Linked DNA regions of Homo sapiens: region 2 is linked to region 1. A link is an interaction called in ENCODE POLR2A ChIA-PET data of the cell type or tissue named here. Cell type or tissue: GM12878. All regions are shown on one strand. Links, peaks and the distances in the headings refer to the core of each region. The heading gives the core; the rest is flanking DNA. Region 1 holds the start of SNORA74A (small nucleolar RNA, H/ACA box 74A). Region 2 overlaps CTNNA1 (catenin alpha 1).

What was found. ChIA-PET counts read pairs that join two places held together with the same protein. Peaks named below come from ENCODE experiments on the same cell type or tissue, not always from the same donor. Only the 100,000 strongest peaks of a DNase experiment are listed, where the experiment ranks them.
Region 2: POLR2A ChIA-PET joins it to region 1 with 9 read pairs; 2 of 35 experiments call an interaction of 5 or more read pairs at or near these places.

What each region holds. Positions count from the first base shown.
Region 1 is chr5:139,276,984-139,284,983 of GRCh38, reverse strand. SNHG4 (small nucleolar RNA host gene 4) reads right to left here. Exons shown (of 7, transcript NR_182757.1): 4 at 6,576-6,657; 5 at 5,855-5,933; 6 at 4,926-5,049; 7 at 84-2,245. It overlaps SNORA74A (small nucleolar RNA, H/ACA box 74A), which reads right to left and starts at 6,204; the gene lies at 6,005-6,204. LOC124901081 (a long non-coding RNA gene) reads left to right here. Exons shown (of 4, transcript XR_007058956.1): 3 at 4,299-4,416. It also overlaps a transcript of MATR3 not described here. In GM12878, for the core only: no CTCF peak of the experiment used is centred there; a DNase peak (open chromatin) is centred at 3,735; H3K4me3 peaks cover 3,304 bases; H3K27ac peaks cover 1,307 bases.
Region 2 is chr5:138,899,361-138,911,640 of GRCh38, reverse strand. It overlaps CTNNA1 (catenin alpha 1), which reads right to left. Exons shown (of 18, transcript NM_001903.5): 10 at 7,200-7,292. Among named protein-coding and RNA genes, the nearest start is that of LRRTM2, 30 kb to the right of the region's middle. In GM12878, for the core only: no CTCF peak of the experiment used is centred there; no DNase peak of the experiment used is centred there.

The DNA of each region.
Region 1 (8,000 bases), core at 1-8,000:
TTAACATGGTCAACATGTAGTAAATAGTGTTGATATTCTATGGCGCCACATGTCCCAAAGTATACCCTAATGACAAAAAATCATAGATTCAAAGATTTTATTTTTTATAGAACCCCAGAATAATAACATATTATAATTATACACTTCAATCTGGTTATAAGTTATATCCTCGCAGCTACTTACCAATATGCCTGCTTGTAAGAGAGGTTCTTCAAGTTATAATTTACACAAAGATGTCTCACAAATTTTCTCAAATATAAAGATATTTACAGATTACTGAAATAAGTAACAAAAGCCTACACATGTGTTTTAGTTAACAGATGTCTGAAATCTAAATAGCAAGTCTCTGCAAATCCATTATTTTCTTTTTTTTTTTTTGAGACTGTCTCAGTCTGTCACCCAGGCTGGAGTGCAGTGGCACGATCTCAGCTCACTGCAACCTCTGCCTTCCAAGTTCAAGCGATTCTCGTGCCTCAGCCACCCAAATAGTTGGGATTACAGGCATACACCACAACACCCAGCTAATTTTTGTATTTTTTTCTTTTGTAGAGACGGGGTTTCACCATGTTGGCCATGCTGGTCCTGTCCTGGCCTCAAGTGATCCACCCACCTCAGCCTCTCAGTGTTGGGATTATAGGCAACCGCGCCCGGCCAAATCCATTATCATCACTTAATGTTTAAAGGCTACGTTCAGTTTCCTATAGGTGATATTGTTAGGATCTACTAGCAAATGATTTGGTAACCTGACATCTTTGTATTCATGTCCAAAAAAATTCTTTTATAAGAACAAAAATGGTACTCTTAGCCTCATTCACTGGAGTATTACTGAAAAGCATGATATTCTTACTCTATTTTGGGTACATTATGACAGAGAGGTTATTATTACCAACTGTCAGTAGAACTGAGGCTTCTTGAGTAAAGGGGATTGAGGTAAACCTTTGGAAGCTGGTGAATACATTTCAAGACACAACATGGCACCTGTGTCTAGCTCTATGGTACAACATGGTACTATGACACATATAATGGGTTGCCAGATGGGGAAGGCAGCTTCTCTGCAACTGAGCTGAGATCTCAAAATAGACAATGTCAAGATGGAATGAGAAGGGAAAAACAGCATGTGTAGACAGGTAGTGACAAAAGGCTAATTAAGGACTGAAAGAAACCAGTGGCCAACAAGGGAATCTACGGGTGATAAAGATAAGACGGTGAGAGAGATAAGGCTAGATTGTATAAGGCTTGACAGACCATAGCAAGATAAGCAAGAACTGTGTCCTGTTAACCATTTATCCCTAACATCTAGCATAGAGTTCAGTTAGTAAAAGCCATAAACCCTTTGAGTCTTCTGGCAAGATAAGTAATTAGCACAGATTATTGTCACTCACTGCAACTCAGCCTTGGAGGGAGTACACAAATCAGAAGGAGGTCAAGTGTCTGGGAAATTAAATGACGGCACCTGGAAGAACAGATCATTGTTGGGGTAAGAAATGGAAGCCCAGTGTAGAAAAGGATAGAATGCCATGGGGTTAGAGGTAGCAGAGGCTGGGACAGAACTTGTCTGTTCTGCCCCCTTTCACCCCTCCTGTTCTTTGCCTTATGTCCAACCCATCACTTGCTGGGGTAGTCAGCCTAGTTGAACAGGTTTAGACAACCCTAGAGTTCTCTCCAGGAGAATTAATACTGAGAAGGAGAAGTTCTACCATTGTCACTCTGGTGAAGCACAGATTCTAACTCAGAGGCTCTTTGCCTTGAGGGGCATCTTCCCTCTCCTTCAACTCATCAGAACCCTTAGTTCTGGGCTTGGCTTCTCCCTTTTAGCAGCTGATAACAAAATCCCCATCCTCTACTATAAGCTTACGGGCTGAAAGTCAGCCATGTAAGGACTACAGCATCCACTCTCAAAAGACAACAGGCTCAACCACTATTCTCTACATGACAGAATAAAGTAAGACCACAGAATAAAAATGGAATGTTTTGAGAATTTAGGAGGCAGCCGGGCACGGTGGCTCATGCCTGTAATCCCAGCTACTGGGGAGGCTGAGGCAGGAGAATCACTTGAACCCGGGAGGCAGAGGTTGCAGTGAGCTGAGATTGAGCCATTACATTGCACTCCAGCCTGGATGACAGAGACTCCGTCTCAAAAACAAACAAACAAAAAAACAAAACTGTCAAGGTCATTAAAAACAAGTCTAAGAAGCTGTCATGGCCAACAGGAGCCTAAGTGTAATGTGGTATCTTCAACGGGATCCTAGAACAGACAAAAGACATTACATAAAAACTAATGAAATCTGAACAAAGTATGGACTTTAGTTAATACTAATGTATCAATATTAGCCCATTTAATTGTGACAACCATAATATACCAATGTAAGATGTTATTAGGGGAAACTGGGTATGGTATATATGGGAACTCTTTGTACCATCTTCCCAACTTTTCTATAAATCTAAAAGTATTGTAAAATAAAATAAATTTTAAAGTCCTTTTTACTGTACTTTCCCAATGAGTATATCACCCTTAAGAAGCAGCACAGAACATTCTTACATCCTAAAGGGCCTTTACTGGAGGGCAAGGAAGACCAAACAAGTAACAGGGTCTCCTCTGAACAAGCCTTAGGCTACTAAACTGACAAATTTATGACTCATCAAGTTGGCTCATTACAAGTGTTCCTAAATAGCATTAAGGAGAAAGATGTTGCTAAGCAGAGATTTTAAGTTATTACAGTTAATTTGTTAATTCAGTGAAATTGTTTTTCAAGAGTATATTGACAGGTCCATTAACTGGAGCTGTGTTCATAAAGCCCTAATTAAGCAACAACATTCACAGGAGTCATTGTCACTCTTTTTAAGTTCTTAATTAGTTGCTCTTAGCACGGTGTTTTCCTTTGTGTGAATTCCTAGGCACTTAGCCACCTCTTTGTGTCCCTTTGGGACTTGCAGAATTTATCCCTCTGGGTTTTGCTTTTCTGGTTTAAATTTGAGTGAGGCATGATCCAAAATTTCAACATAAAATCCCACTGACACTAGTTTGTTTCAACCCAGCAAGTGAAATCATGGACAGGTGCCAGGAATAGTGTTTATTAATTGTGGTTCCCTCATTTTTTAAAAAATTCAAGGTTGGTGGGGGTGTTTGGAAACCCTCCTTATTTTTAGTTTTTCCTCTTAATATGGTACAGGCCTAAGACCTGAAACTTGGCCTAAGCAATGAAAAGAGGCACTTGTGTTTACTGCTACCTATGGCAGCTGGCAGCCTGGGTATTTACAGACCAGTAACCCTGCCAGTCTCATTCAAGTTTTCATTGCAGCATGGGAAAAGATTAACAGAAAAAAACTACTTCGGCTGGGTGTGGTAGCTCACACCTGTAATCCAGCACTTTGGGAGGCTGAGGCGGGTGGATCACCTGAGGTAAGGAGTTTGAGACCAGCCTGGCTGAAATGGCATGGCAAAACCCCATCTCTACTAAAAATACAAAAAAAAATTTAGCCAGGTGTGGTGGCGTGTGACTATAGTCCCAGCTACTTGGGTGGCTGAGGCAAGAGAATTGCTTGAACCCAGGAGGTGGAGGTTGCAGTGAGCTGAGATCGTGCCACTGCACTCCAGCCTGGGCAACAGAGCAAAAAAAAAAAAAAAAACAAAAAAAAAAACTACTTCGAGGCCAGGCAGAGTGACATCTGTAATCCTAGCTACTCAGGAGGCTGAGTCAGGAGGACCACGTGAGCCCAGAAAGTTGAGACTGCAGTGAGCTGTGACCACACCACTGCACACCAGCCTGAGTGAGACCTTGTCTCTAAAAAAAACAAATAACTACTTTGAAGCCAGGCATGGCAGCACATGCCTATAGTCCCAGCTACATGGGAGGCTGAGGCAGGAGGTTTGCTTGGCCCAGGAGGTCAAGGGTGCAGTGAGCTGTGCTTGTGCCACTGCACACCAGGCTGGGTGACACAGTTGAGACCCTCTATCAAAAAAGATTTTAAAAACTAATCTTCTTAGACTCACCAGGAAATATATTTCTTTGCTTAAAAAAAAAAAAATCGACAGGGATAAGTAGGTGAGTAACTTTATTTATCAAGTAGGAAATCCCATCAAATTATTTAAATGCACATGATTACACCATTGATGCCTTTTGGGATATTGAATACAGGAATACCAATGAATTATCTATTTTCAAGTAGCAATATAGGAACGTCTCTGCACATGGATAGCGCTACTGTAGTCAGGAAGACAACCTGTATGCTTAGAACTTGAGGCCTCAGATTTAAAGTACTGTGACTATTCATGACATAAAATTTTCCTCTTTCCTTAGGAGCCATTTCGGTTTTACCAACTCAGACTGAGATTGTGGCTGAGTTTGATAAGTGCAGACTGCTATTCTTTCTTAAGACCTCTCCCTTTGGAGCACATTAAAAGTGGAGAGAACTGCTGTAAGTAACCCATGCAAAAAAACACATAAACAAATCCCAAACACACAAAAAACAGACTATTTTTACTACTGGTTAATTTCTTGCAGTCACCTTAGTGCCCTAAAAGATGAAGAGTATGATGCTCTAAGGCAAAGCTATTGATAACATTAAACTTTTCAGAAAGACACATTGCTATTGGCTCTGAACCTGTCACTAATGAGCTGTTCAACTTTCAAGGCCTGAATTTCATTCTCCAGGACAGAGGTTGGCAAACCATAGCCTATGGGCCAATTCCAGCCTGCTGTTTTTGTATGGCTCTCAAAATAAGAATGGTCTTTAAATTTGTAAATCATTGAAAACAATTTTGACACTGAAAATTTTATGAAATTCTAATTCAGTGTCCATAAATAATGTTCTATTAGAACTATAGACTTGCTCATGTGTTGATATTGTCTAAGGCTGTGTTTGCACTAGAGCTGCAAAAATAGTTGCAAAAACCACATGGCTGAACAAGCATAATATTATATTACCTGGCTCTTTACAGCAAGTTTGCTGATCCCTGCTCTAGAACAGCAGTGCATAATAAACTTTCTGAATTGGTGGAAATGTTCTCTAATATTGGAGTTGTCCAATAGGGTAGTCAGCAGCCAGATTCTGAGATTAAGAAATTGATTAATTTTTATCAACTTACACAGCCACATGTAGCATATACCTACTGCACAGCAGAGCTCCAGAAAAGTGAGGGATGGACTTTAGATCCTAAGAATTCTCTAAAATTCTGATACTTGGCTGGGCGCGGTGGCTCATGCCTGTACTCCCATCACTTTAGGAGGCCAAGGCAGGTGGATCACGAGGTCAGGAGTTCGAGACCAGCCTGACCAACATGGTGAAACCCCATCTCTACTAAAAATACAAAAATTAGCTGGGCGTGGTAGTGCACGCCTATAATCCCAGCTACTCAGGAGGCCGAGGCAGGAGAATCGCTTGAACCCAGGAGGTAGAGGTTGTAGTGAGCCGAGATTGCGCCATTGCACTCCAGCCTGGGAGACAGTGAGACTCCGTCTCAAAAAACAAACAAAAAAACCTGTAATCCCAGCATTTTGGGAGGCCAAGGCAGGCAAATCGCAAGGTCAGGAGTTTCAGACCAGCCTGGCCAATATGGTGAAACCTCGTCTCTACTTAAAATAAAAAAATTAGCCTGGCATGGTGGCAGGTGCCTGTAGTCCCAGCTACTCGGGAGGCTGAGGCAGGAGAATCGCTTGAACCCAGGAGGCAGAGGTTGCAGTGAGCCGAGATCGAGCCACTGTACTCTAGCCTGGGCAACTGAGCAAGACTCCGTCCCCCCCCAAAAAAAAGTCTGATACTCTACATAATTTTTCACATCATAATTTTAAGTCCCCTACCCCCATCTGAGCTATAGTAATTTAATTGGGACCTACATGACAAGAAGACTACATACGTTACTTATCTTGGTGTCACACAGGGCTGTCAGACATCTGGGGTCCTGATGGAGGTAGATGTCATTCAGGTGAAGGCATCTAGGATTCAAAGAGGTAAAGAATGACAGGCTGTCCCTAAGACAACCTGTCTTTTTCTGCAAACAGAAAAAAATTGTTTGCACCCAGACTAGGATCAACTCCACAGGAGTCATTCCACTCTCAGAGGTGCAAAACACTGCCCAAAGGTACTCAGCTACAACACCAAAACAGTGCTTGGAGCCAAACCTCAATAAAGACAGTGTTTGCTCTTCCAACAGTGTAACACCATCACAGGCACCACATGAGCCTGGATAGCTGACAACCGCTGGATGATTCCTGAAACAGCTTTCTCATTATTTGTTTCAGATACCTAGGCACTCCAGGTAGAAGACGTATCAGTTGAATATTGACTGCAAAACAGGCGTGGAAGCACTAATTGCAGACCCTGTTGTCAAACCCTTTAACAGGAATCCCCTTCTGTGTTTTCAGTTGTTTTATGCAACATTCAGGGAGGTCCTGCCATGTGCCAAGCACTGCGATTGGGATCTAGCAGTGAATAAAACAAGATATATTGTCCTTTCCTTCATGGATCTTACAAATACAGGTTAATTTACCTCCCATTTGTTTCCTGATAGATACCAACTAGCCCACAGGCCTGGCACAGAGGAGGTAGTCAATGTTGGAATGAATAGGGATATTTACCTGAAAACTGCACATGCAGACTGTCACCTGCCACTATTTCCTCCCTTCAGATGGGTGAAGGATGCCCTACTTTCAAGTCATCCTAAAAAGGAAGACAAGCAAACTTAGTGATCTAGTACACAGAATATAATAAATAGCAATGCATTGTGTGTGTGTGTGTATATATATATATATATTTTTTGAGATAGGGTCTCACTCTGTCTAGACTGAGTGCAGTGGCATGACCATGGTTCACTGTAGTCTCAATCTCCTGGGTCAAGTGATCCTCCCAGCTTAGCCTCCCAAGCAGCTGGGACTACAGGTGCATGCCAACACACCCACCTAATTTCTTTTTTGTTTTTTATAGAGATGAGATCTCTTTCTGTTGCCCAGGCTTGTCTCAAACTCCTGGGTTCAAATGATCCTCCCACCTCAGCCTCCCAAAGTGCTGGGAATACAGGTGCGAGCCACCGTGCCTGGCCTGTATATTTCAAAATTGCTAAAAGATACTAAATGTTTTCACCACAACAAAATATAAGTATGTGAGGTGCTAGATGTGTTAACTAGCATGATTTACTCATTCCACAATGTAAACATGTATGAAAACCTCATGTTGTACCCCATATAACATATACAATTACTGTCAATTAAAAAAAAAAAAAAAAAAAGACGAGCAGACATGATATATTTCCCATGAATTTGAATGTTTGGCACCCTGGTCTAAAATAGCAGCTCCTAAGGACCCTTATCTGGAGAGATGGAAATAGAATGCTGCTTGCCATTTACCCCAATTTCTATAGCCTCAGGAATTATTTTATTTACCATTATTTGCCTTTTCCCTGCCTATAGTACTATAAAGCTAACCATCCCCCAAGCCCTACAGATATCACTAGCCTTAAGACCCCATATGTAAAAGGCTATTCACAGTTGAGGCATTCACACAAAGCACTCACATTTAGTTGAGAGAATCCTATTAAGGGAATGCCAACTGATCTAACAAAACAAGCTTTGATAAACAACTCCCCTGCCCCCCAACATCCTCCCCATTTCCTCCTGTGGAAACTAGTATGTCACTTTTCACAGCAACCGAGGGTCATCTCTTCTCAAAAGATTAGCATTCCAGGCCAGGCACGGTGCAGTGGCTCATGCCTGTAACCCCAGCACTTTGAGAGGCAGGAGATCACTTGAGCCCAGGAGTTCGAGACCAGCCTGGACAACGTCGTGAAACCTTGTCTCTACTAAAGCCTGGGCAACATAATGAGACTTTGTCTCTACAAATTAAAAAAAAAAAAATTATCTGGTTGTGGTGGCACACACCTATCATCCCAACTACTTGGGAAAAAGCATTCCAAAACAAAATTACTACAAAGGGAACTCAATATCTACCACTTTAATGGGGCAACAACTGTTCATTTCTGAAAATCAGTAAGCAACTAAAGCAAATAT
Region 2 (12,280 bases), core at 2,397-10,396, 380 kb after region 1:
AATCTGTGTTCCTTCTGGAGGTTCTAGTGAAAAAGCCAGCCCTTAACTTCTCCAAATTCCTGAGGCTGCCCACATTACTTGACTTGTGGCCAGCCTCTGCTTCCATCACTGTATTTTCTTCTCTGCCTCTGATGCCCCTGCCTCCCTCATATAAGGACACTTATGATTATATTGGGGGGGGGTCCACTGGGATAATCTAGGATAATCTTTCCATCTAAAGATCCTTAATTTATTCATCCCTGCAGAGTCCCCTTTGCCATGTGAGGTGATACATTCCTGGGCTTAGGGAATTAGGAAATTGACATGTTTGGGAGGCCATTATTCTGTGTACTGCAATTTCCTAAAGAGCCTCTCTGCTTCTTTCCCTCTTCACAGAAGTCAGAGAGATCTTGGTTTTTTGTTTTTGAGACAGGGTCTCACTCTGTCACCCAGGCTGGAGTGCAGGGGCACAATCATGGCTCACTATACCCTCGACCTCTGGATTCAAGCAATCCTCCCACCTCGGCCTTCCATGTAGCCAGGACTGTAGCCTTGCACCACCATGCCTGGCAAATTTTTTATTTTTATAGATACAGGGTCTCACTATGTTGCTCAGGCTGTTCTAGAATTCCTGGGCTCAAGTAGTCACTGTGTCTTGGCCTCCCAAAGTGCTGGGATTATAGGTGTAAGGCACTGCGCATGGCCGAGATCTTGTTACAACCTAAGTAAGCTCATGTCACTCTTCTACTCAAAACCCTTCAATGGTTTCCCATCTCAAATTAAAAGCCAAAGGCCTACGACCAAGGCCTCCAAAGGCCCTGCAGTCCCTAAACTTGTTTTAGATATCTGATCTCCTTCCTCCAAGCTTTTGCACTTGCTGTTCTCTCTGCCTGGAGCTCTCTCCCCTGAGACATCCTCCGTGGTTTGCTCTGTCATTTCCTTCAGGTCTTTGTTTATACATCACTTTCTCAGTGAGTCCTTCCTGCCCATCCTAACCATATTTAACACATCATAATAAAAATCTGTGGGGCAGCTAAAACAGTGCTTCGAGGGAAATTTATAGTATTAAAATGTTTAAATGTTACCTTAGAAAAGGAGGAAGGAAGGTCTCAAGGCAATGAGTTAAAGCTTCCAATTTTAAAACTAGAAAAGGAGCAAATTAAACCCAAAGCAAGCAGAAGGAAGAAAACAAAGAGTAGAAAATTAATGAAAGACAAATTACCAAAGCTCACTCAAGAATTAAAAAAACCCTAAATATCCCTGTCTATTAAAGAAACTGCAGTCATCATTAAAAACCTTCCCACAAAGCAAATTCCAGGCCCAGCTAGAGTTTAACAGTTACCAGGCTTCACTGGTAAATTCTCCCAAACATACAAAGAACTAATACCAAATATACACAGATTTTTCCAAAAAAAAAAAAAAAAAAAAAAAAAAAGAAAAGTAGGAAACACTTTCCAATTTTAAGATACAGAAATCAGCAAAGCAACAGGCAAGCCTTATGAAAAGAGCACAGCACCTCTGTGGGGCTGTTACCTGTAGACCTCAGTCAAGGAGGGGTGGGAGGCACAGAAGGGTAGAGATGGGAGGATACAGAAAATGCTCAGAGAAACTTTTAGTAAGAAGCATCTCCCTTGAGTTCTCTGTGAAACTGCTTTGTAAAAAACCAGATTAGAGAATACCAAAGTGGAAAAGTGAAGCGATTCAAAGACAGATGGTCCCATGATTGTGAAATAATAGGTTAAGTGACAGCTGAAGCCACAGGTCTGCCCCGTCCTGTATGTATGGGGTGCTCCTTTAAGGGCCATGTATTTTCCCACCTAGAGCTAGGGGCCAGGCCAGCCTGAGTTTATGCTTATTTGATGTGTGTCAAGCATGTCAGCCACAAATATGATCAGGGTTCCCATAAGCACAATGACAGAAGAAGCAATATGGAAGATAAATCTAGGGAGGCAGAAGGAAGAATGAACAATTTCAGAAGTAACTTCTCAATTTAGTGAGTGAGAAATACCAAAAGAAAAAAGAGACCTGGGACAGTGGCTCACAGGCTGAAATCCCAGCACTTTGGGAGGCTCAGGTGGGAGGATCACCTGACCTCAGGAGTTTGAGACCAGCCTGGGCAAACAAAAAATTTTAAAAATTAGCCAAGTGTGGTGGAGTCCACCTGTGGTCCCAGCTACTCAGAGGCTGAGGTGCAAGGACTGCTTAAACCTAGGAGGTCAAGGCTGCAGTGATTCATGATGGCACCACTGCACTCTAGCCTGGGTAACAGAGTGAAAACCTGTCTCTTAAAAAAAAAAAGGGTGGGGGGGGAGGAAAGAAAAAAATGTAGATAAGTAGAGGCTTCATATACTTAATTCATCCTTTGTGTAAATTTCCAAGAAAAGCCATGCATTAAACCAGGCATTATAAATTATTTAAGTGCCAGATTTGTATTAACTTAATGTTAATACGAATGTGTAATGCTCATTCTTGCATAATGAACTAAGAAAAAATATTGAGTGAGATAATCTCCAAAATGCCCTCCTCTGATTTTAAAGACTCAAAATGTCAGAAACCTGCTGCTGTTTGCAAGGTTTGGGGTTTTTGTGTTTTTGTTTCTTCTTCCTGACCAGCACACCAAATGGTTTTGAATTTAAAAATTAAAATATTTAAAGCAGCTACTATAGACTAAAACGGGCACATTCACAAGCAAAACATAATGCCTGGGATACAAAGGGTACAGATTCTGGTCTCTTCCCAAACCAATTTGTAAACTGCTTCCTCGTAAAAGTTTGTGAGACCGGGGCGCTCTGCTCGGATGGAGGCAGGTCCCTTTCCAGAGAAAAGAGTGAGAGAAAGTAGCCATCAAGTAGAAGGCAATGCAGAGAGAGAGCCGACCTACCTCCTCTTTTCTTAATGATAACAAATCGCCAAAAAATGTGGGTTCCTTCTCCCAACAAAATATAGCCACTTTTAGATTACTTCTTCCTCAACTTGATGTTATATTTAGAGAAGGGGTCAAAGGGGTCATACTCTGTCGCCCAGGCTGGAGTGCAGTGGTATAATCACAGCTCACTGCAGCCTGGAACTCCTGCGCTCAAGCGATCCTCCTGCTTCAGCCTCCTGAGTAGCTGGGACTACAAGTGCACGCCATCATGCCCAGCCAATTCTTTTATTTTAGGAGATGGGGTCTCGCTCTGTTGCCCAGGCTGGTCTTGAAATACTGGCTTCAAATGATCCCCCGACCTTGACCTCTGAAAATGCTGGGATTACAGATGTGAGCACAGGGCCTGAACTCAACTTTACTATCTCAAATGTTTCCAGTTAAAGTTGTTTAACTGCTAAAAAGTGAGTACTGTAGAATGGATTTTCCTATGTCTCTCAAAAGTTAATTTGCTATAGGGCAAACTTTAAAATGGGGATGAAAGGCCGGGCACAGTGACTCATGCCTGTAATCCCAGCACTTTGGGAGGCCAAGGAGGGTGGGATCAGCCTGACCAACAAGGTGAAACCCCATCTCTACTAAAAAATACAAAAATTAGCCGGGCGTGGTGGCAGGCACCTGTAGTCCTGGCTACTTGGGAGGCTGGGACAGGAGAATTGCTTGAACCCTGGAGGCGGAGGTTGCAGTGAGCCGAGATTGCACCACTGCACTCCAGCCTGGGTGACAGAGCGAGACTCTGTCTCGAAGAAGAAGAAGAAGAAAAAAAAAAGGGCGGATGGGGGGCATGGGGATGAAAACTCCTCTAATGGTCCCACCTGTCATTTCTCCCCACCAGAAACTAAAAATAGCATATAGGAGCCAACTCCAAACTGTAGTGCTGCCTATGTACAGCAGCCTGGGCATGAGGCATAAAACACTAAAATACATCCTAGAAGCACTGAGCACCTCTTCCACACTGTGAAGAGAGGTCAACAGTAGCCTTACTATAAAGAAACACACACTTTAAAATAATAAATGTTTGGCTACATGCTGCAGCATATTAAAACACCAAATTAAGCTCCTAGTGAATTAACTAACTACCCTAGTTACCTAACATGTTGATTAACTTGCCTAGACCTTGGAAGGGAATACCTCAAAATCAGGATCCGTGGTGCTTGTGATCACTGCCCACAAGAGAGGAGGCAGAGGTCTCCACAATCAAGGCCCTCTTCCTCCGAGGGACAGCCCTTCGCTTCCTTGAAGGAGAGATCCTCTGAGCATGAAACACACGGGCCACAGCAGGCCAGAGGCAGCACACAGAAGAGTTTGAGTTATCCTCCTCAAAGATTTCAAAAACTTTAAATTAGTTACCAATTGTTTAAAATTGAGACATGACAGAAAAATCTGAATTGCAGAATTTTTGTTTAAAATAATGTAGGGGGCCGGGCGTGGTGGCTCAGGCCTGTAATCCCAGCACTTTTGGAGGCCAAAGCAGGCATCACTTGAGGCCAGGAGTTCAAGACCAGCATGGGCAACATGGTGAAACCCCGTCTCTACCAGAAATACAAAAATTAGCTGGGCATGGTGGCACATGCCTGTAATTCCAGCTATTTGGGAGGCTGCAGCAGGAGAATCACTTGAACCTGGGAGGCAGAGGCTGCAGTGAGCAGAGATCATGCTACTGCACTCCAGCCTGGGTGACAGAGTCAGACTCCATCTCAAAAAAAGAAAAAAGAAGAAGAAACAAGAAAGAAGGAGGAGGAGGAAGGGATCTGGCAATAACGGGGCTGGGGTGAAGTCAAAGCTGCCTTACTGAAAATCAAGCACATGATGCCCAGTTTGCTGTGACCATGTCTGTAAACACCTACTTTATTTGCCATTACTGAACCTGCCCAGTCCTGTGTGCATAGCAGTTTGTGAGCAAGAGTAGCAATGAGCCCAGGTGAGAATCTGAAGAATAATCACACTTGAAAAAACATGGTTTTTTTCAGGACACATACCCAGTACCAAGTGTGGTCTGGGCACTGTCTGCCTAAAGCCTATTCCTCTTGAAATCTGTTTTAGTAGGAAAAATGAAACTGCAAGGGAGAGGAAGACACATTGCTTTCTGATGGCTAACTCAAACCCATGTGACATGGCTTGGCCACACAGGTTATGCACACCATCATTTTCATTAGGATCTACTAGACTCTCCGTGTGATTTTTTTCCTGGGTTTTAAGATCATTTATATAAATACTCTTGGTAGGTGTGATCAGTGTATGCTACCATCTGTTTCCACAGATTTGTGAAAGCATTGTCGCTTTTCAAGCATTTCAAGACCAAATGGAAAACCAAAGACATTAAAAACAAAGTGCTGATAGGGTAAATGGCAAACAAACTTGAAGAAAGAATCCAAATTCAAATCTGTCTCATACAACTTGGCCATCCAAGATCCTTCTGGATGTGGTGATTGGATCCATTGCAAATATCTATGCAGCTGTCAATGACTGGCAGATTTCAGGACTGGACTAACACTGGGAAAATGTCTATCAGATGATGTGAATTCACAATGGGTCCATCACAGTAATATTAAGGCAGAGCAACTCTCATTGGCAAATTAATCCACATGGTTAGGTGTTAGAACAAATGCCCTACTAACCTATGTAGCAATGAGAATGACAGATTAATAACCACCGAGAGAGGCTTTACTTATTTTGGTTGCCTACCTTGAATGTCAGGGATTATTTACATGAAAAAAGCCAAATAATAGTCACAGAATATTTTAAAATTGGTTGCAGACATAACATAGCAACTTCATTCCTATGACCTCTATTTCATTTCTCCAGTCCCTCTGCTTACTCTCCTTTATTTGAGGCCACTGCCTTCTGGCAGGACATGTAAAGAGAGGTAAGTCCTCAGAGTATGCCATGAGCAATTTACACATGGGAAAGTGGAGAGGAAACCTCTTCTACTGAATCATCACTTATACTCCTTAGAAATCCCTGGAATGACAAGGAGTGTCAAGCCAGACAAACAAACTCAGCTCTTCTCACAGGAGGCAGGCAACACACTGGGCACTTAAAAAGCATTCGCTGTCATGTGTGCTTCAGAGTCTTTCTAGAGGGCCAGATGTGTAACACAGCTTCATCATCAGTCTTCCAATATACTATTATAAATGGAGACAAGTTCTTGAGCTTTCACTTCAGAAGCTGGCCAAATTAAGTTACTATCTGTATCATAAGGCTGCTTTATGACACTACAGAATAAAGAGACTAGCTTGTGAATTTGGTTTCCTCCAACACAGAGACCCAAATACTGACCATTAAAATGAATATAGGTGAATAGTGTGAGGTAACTCTCATGGTTCCAGGATGGCCAGATGTCACAAATGGCCCTCAAGGAGGGTGTAGACTCTCCCTCAAGGAGACTGTGGTCACTGCCACCCTGTATTTTCCAGCAATGGAAGGCACCATACCTTCCTCAACCCACCAAGACAAGGTCTCACTCTGTCACCAAGGCTGGAGTGCAGTGGTGTGATCTCGGCTCACTGCAACCTTTGCCTCCCAGGCTCAAGCCAGCCTCCCACCATAGCCTCCTGAGTGGCTGGGACTACAGGTGCACGCCATCATGTTGGGCTAATTTTTGTATTTATGTATGTATGTATGTATTTTTTTTTTTTTTTTTTTGAGACGGAGTCTTGCTCTGTCGCCCAGGCTGGAGTGTAGTGGTGCGATCTCAGCTCACTGCAAGCTCCGCCTCCCAGGTTCACGCCATTCTGCTGCCTCAGCCTCCCGAGTAGCTGGCACTACAGGCACCTGCCACCACACCCACCTAATTTTTTTTTTTTTTAGTAGAGACGGGGTTTCACCGTTTTAGCCAGGATGGTCTCGATCTCCTGACCTCGTGATCCGCCCGCCTCGGCCTCCCAAAGTGCTGGGATTACAGACGTGAGCCACTGTGCCCGGCCAAAATATGTATTTTTTTTTTAAGAGATGGTGTTTTGCTATGTTGCCCAGGCTGGTCTCAGATTCCTGGGCTCAACTGACCCATCCACTTTGGGATCCCAAAGTGCTGCGATTACAGGCGTGAGCCACCGTGCCCAGCCCACTGTGCATTTTCAATGAAGGGCCAGGAGTAACATGTAATCTCCCGTGCAAATGTCACTTAATGTTAAACAAAAAATATTCCAAACTATGTGGGTTCTGTGTCAGTGATCTGTCCCCAAGACTTCCATCTAAAATCCTAAAAACAAAACAAAACTTAACAAAATAAACCTCATCTCCACTTGAATCAAAATTTAATTTGGTTATGCTGTCACCAGTGTCAGTTGTACTTTACCTGAGGACAGAGGGCTTCTAACTGGCTTGCAGACATTCGAACAAGCTTTACACCTTCTTCATTATTTGAGATGGAACAGGCCAAGTTGGCAACCTATAAACATAAAAAATAATCTTTAAAGATTTTTCTCTTTTGACTGCTAAGGAAAAAACACACACCTGGCCCTACCTCTGACCATTCTGGAACAGATGACAAGGGCACCAAGGGTGCCTCCCTTCTCACAGCCTGATTATTTACTTAGATGAGGACACATTTTTAACTCTACACAAAGCAAACTATACAGACTCATAACATACATCACATTGCAGGTTGGTGGCAAAACCTTGAAAGATCCCAGGGCCTGTAACTCACATGCTTTGCATGGCCTCTAACCCGCCTGAACAGTAACTTCAGAAAAAGGTTCTTCTAGTATGGGCAATAAGGTGAGAAAAGCTGAAGAATCAAGGGCATCAGGAAAGAACTGTTGTTATCCTCAAAAATGTGTTTTGCAGTGTTCTTGAAGGAAGGAAATAAAAAACTCTAAGGTGCTATGCTCATTTGACAGGGAATAGATGCTTAATTTAAGGCAAGATGAATTTTATTTGAACACCAGACAATTTTTCAAACAAAAAAAAATAACATGAAGACAACATCAAGATGGACCAAAGGCAATCATGATCAAAAGTGGAAAAGGAAACTGGTTATGTTTCATAGTTAAAAGCAAAACTGCCCTTCAACTGGGTTCTCAAAAACACTGACAGCTTGAATCTCTCCTGGCTGATGCGGCTTAATTTGAACCGAAATCTTTACCTTCCCGTCCAGCCATCTCAATGATACAGCTCACGTGGCCAGGAACAATCTTTCCAGGTTGTGTCATACTTCCTTTGCTGAAGCTCTGGAATGTTACTGCGTAGTGACTGCTAAGGCTGTGATCACTTATCCATATTTCTAAATGAACAGGCTTGCCAATTCCATTAGCAATATCTGGGCCCAACTGAATACACGGTACTGAGACACATCTTTACCCCAGTTGCAAACTGAGTTATGAATGATAAAGGCGTAGGCAGTTGAATATCAGAGGCACTTTCTGGGAATTTAAATGCTAGAGTAAACAAGGGCAATGGCAATAACCTTTGATTTTCACTCCTCCGCCCAACTTAAGCACATAAACACATCAGAAAAATTATACACTATTACGGCAGTTGTTTGTAGTGCTACAGTTAAGGATTATCAGCTTTCTATAAGACTGCTAACTATCAGAATCCTGCAATGCCCAAACACAAGGAGAAACAAAAGAAGTTAACGTGCAATTTAAACATAAAAATGTAAAGGAACTGGAAAGTCAGATCTCTGATGTTTATGAGTCCTTCAAAGTCACATAAAGAAGCAACACTTATACTCCCTGACACTTACAGTTCCACCTTCTCTGTCATCTGGACCCAAGCAGAGAGACATTTCTTTTCAGGATGACAAATCTACAGAGATGACTGGGGATTTCTATTTGTTTGCTTAAAAAATCACTGCAAAATATGACCTAAGATAAATTTTGTAAAATGTAAGACTTAAAAAAAAAGGAAACAAATATTCATTGAAGGAGAAAGCTTGAATTAGATGTGTTCATGAAGAGTAATCTACAACTTCTATTGCTTCACTGCCTTAAGACGACATTTTGAACAACAAACATAAAATCTGATGATGATCATTGAAAAAATTAGCATTTTGTGACTAACAAAGATCGCTGGTGTACCGGGCACGGTGGCTCATGCCTGTAATCCCAGCACTTTGGGAGGCCGAGGCGGGCGGATCATGAGGTCAGGAGATCGAGACCATCCTGGCTAACACGGTGAAACCCCGTCTCTACTAAAATACAAAAAAATTAGCCGGGCGTGGTGGCAGGCGCCTGTAGTCCCAGCTACTCGGGAGGCTGAGGCAGGAGAATGGCGTGAACCTGAGAGGCGGAGCTTGCAGTGAGCCGAGATCACGCCACTGCACTCCAGCCTGGGCGACAGAGCGAGACTCCGTCTCAAAAACAAAAACAAAAAACAAAGATCCCTGGTGAGGTGCCCAGCACCCTGCCTATTCCAATCATTTAGGAGGCCACTTGAATGCTGGATCCAGGACAGTCACTACTAGCACAATCTTATTTCAATCTATATTCTCAATCTTATGAATCCTTAAAACTCAGAAAAATATTTAAATTAAGAAGCAAAAGATTTTTAAAAAAGAAGCAAAAGATTACGTAAGTACTCTCTACATCAGACACATGAGGGTAGTGTGTGGCTAAGGCTGAAATGGCTGTTAAACCATCTTTTCTGTTTCATGATTACAAACACTAACAAAACAAAGGTTATGGAAGACTTGTTCTTTATTTTAAAACATTACTTTAAAATATTTCTGGTGTACTGTTGAAGCAGTAATGTTCTACAAGAGCACACTGCCTATTTCAGGAGGCCTGGGAGGAGGAAGGAGTGCCTGTCACTAACAGTCTTCTCCAGATGAATGAGCTTCAATTCACCCCCCAGGGACAGGGCTACTCACTTCTAACAATGACAAATGTGCAAATGCAACATCATGACCATAGCTCTCTGAGAGGCTAACCTCACATACTAGTGTCAGGCCTGACTACAGTGAAAGGAGAGGGCGAGGAGAGGAGCTTCCTAAATGCCTCTTTCTGTGGAAAATCTGGGGCTCTAGAATGACGTAACTATTAACAATGAGACTAAAGAAGATCCTGAGGTTAGAATGAGAAACACTCTGAGCTGGGTGCAGTGGCTTCCAGTCCAAGGCAAGAGGATCACTTGAGGCTAGGAGTTTGTGACCAGCCTGGGCTACATAGCAAGACCCCATCTCTATACATTAAAAAATTTTTCATTGGCTGGGTGTGGTGGCACGCACCTATAGTCCCAGCTAATTGGAAGGCTGAGTTGGGAGAATAGCTTGAGCCCAGAAGGTCGAGGCTGCAGCAAGCCATGACTGCAAGACCATGTCCCAAAAAAAGAAAGAGGCTGGGTGTGGTGGCTCATGCTTGTAATACCAGCAGTTTGGGAGGCCGAGGTGGGCGGACTGCTTGAGGCCAGGAGTTGGGAGACCCACCCCTGGCCACATAGTGAAACCTCACCTCTACTAAAAATACAAAAATTGGCCCAGCGTGGTGGCACGCCCCTGTAATCCCAGCTGCTTGGGAGGCTGAGGCATGAGAATTGCTTGAACTCAGGAGGTGGAGGTTGAAGTGAGCTGAGATGGCGCCACTGCACTCCAGCCTGGACAACAGAGCGAGACTCTCTCAAAAAAGAGAAAAGAGAAAAGAGGGGAGGGGAGGGGAGCGGAAGAGAAGAGAAGAGAAAAGAAAAACACTTGGAGCAGTTAACTTCCACAGAGAACCCAGCAGAGCCAAGACTTCGTAGAACAGTGAGAAGTATCTCTGGATTTGTTAGGAGAATAAATTATTATCTTTCCTACCACAGTTACTTGTATTAACAACTAAAATGTCTCTGATTCCCACTATTCGAAGAGGTAGGCTAAGACTGACACCACAACCACTAGTTTGAGATCAGGCAGCCCTCTTTTGTACCATCTGTGCCTACTGTGTGGAAGTTTGGACCTTGCGGAAGAGCAGGTTTCAGAAAACATTTAAACAATCGGCCTTGGGTTTTGCTGGTTTCAGGAAAACCCAAGCTCAAATCTGAGCTGTTGAGGAAATGACTCACAGCCCCCCTGTGTCAGATCAACAGATTAGACATCTGTACATGACAGACAACTTTTTCAGTCTTTTAGGAAGGCTCTACCTTTACTCCACGATGGATGATCTTTACTTACATAAAATTTGTTAAATGAAGTTTCATTTAGGAAAAAATCCCATTATGACTTTATTTCAATCCTGCTCCTTCTGTAACCATAATGACTATTTTTCTCTATTATACATAGATTTATGATTTACTGAAGTCGAACACAAGTTGTTTCCCACTTCCTTAACTGCTCCTGGCTTCCTATTTGGCTGAGTTCCTCTTATCCTGGAATGTTTGTAGGAAGACAAGATAAGATTTCTTTTTGTTCTTGATAATAAATTAATGACTGACTCTCATAACAGTTTATACCTGTTGTAGGAGTAAGCAAGTGAGAAGAGATGTGGGACAGGGAGCTTTTAAGTCTAAATAATGACCCACCAACGCAGCAGCAGCCCAAAGGAACAGAGTTCAAAACATTCATCTCTTCCCCTGTGCCCCTGGGCCAAGCTAGCACCCGAGTTTTCTTCTTTAAAATGATCTGAATGTCTAAAAGTCAAAAATAACAATAAAATCAAAAACTCAACTTTTACAAACTTGTCGTACATAAAGTAAAAGTCCCAAATGCAGGTCATAACATTTCAGAGGCACTCAATAAGTTTTTAACAACTACTTCCAAACCCACAGGGGAAATGATGATAAGCCCCTACCTTTCCAATTTCCAGGGAAAGGTGTTGGTGATCTTATTAGGAGAAATAAGATATCTTACAATACTGAAAAATGAAGTATGCATGGATAATAGAAAAATTCTACAACTAGATTGTGGTGATGGGTGCACAGTTCTGTAAACTTACCAAAATCTGAATTGTACACTTAAAATGGTTAATTTTATGGTATACAGATTATGCTTTAATAATGCTTTTTCAATTTTTAATGCAGAGCTAGGCAGGTGAAAAATTAAGAGAAATTGTCAGAGGCTAGAAAAGAGAAAGGAGAACTTCAGAGAAGTAAGCAATCAGCCAAAACAGTGTTTCCTCTGGTGGGTGGTGGGGGGTTTTGCAGGGAGGCACCATTTCATGATGAGAACTTGGGTTTTAATGGGCCAAGGCCAGGGTCCTCTCAAGGTAGATGACTCAGATCAGAGACTGCGCAGAGCTGGAACAGGCAAAAGGCAACAACCCTAGTAAGTGACCAACCCTAAGAGTGATCAAGAAAGTCACCATGGAAAGAGGGTATTTCTCAGTCTAAGCATTCGCTCAGGGAGGAAAAGAAGAAAAAGCCCCTATACCCCACTCCAAATTCTAATCAAAAGCTGGCAGAGGTTTAGGTATAGAAATTATGTTATGTATATGGTTCAGAAAACTTTTACATTTAAGAGGT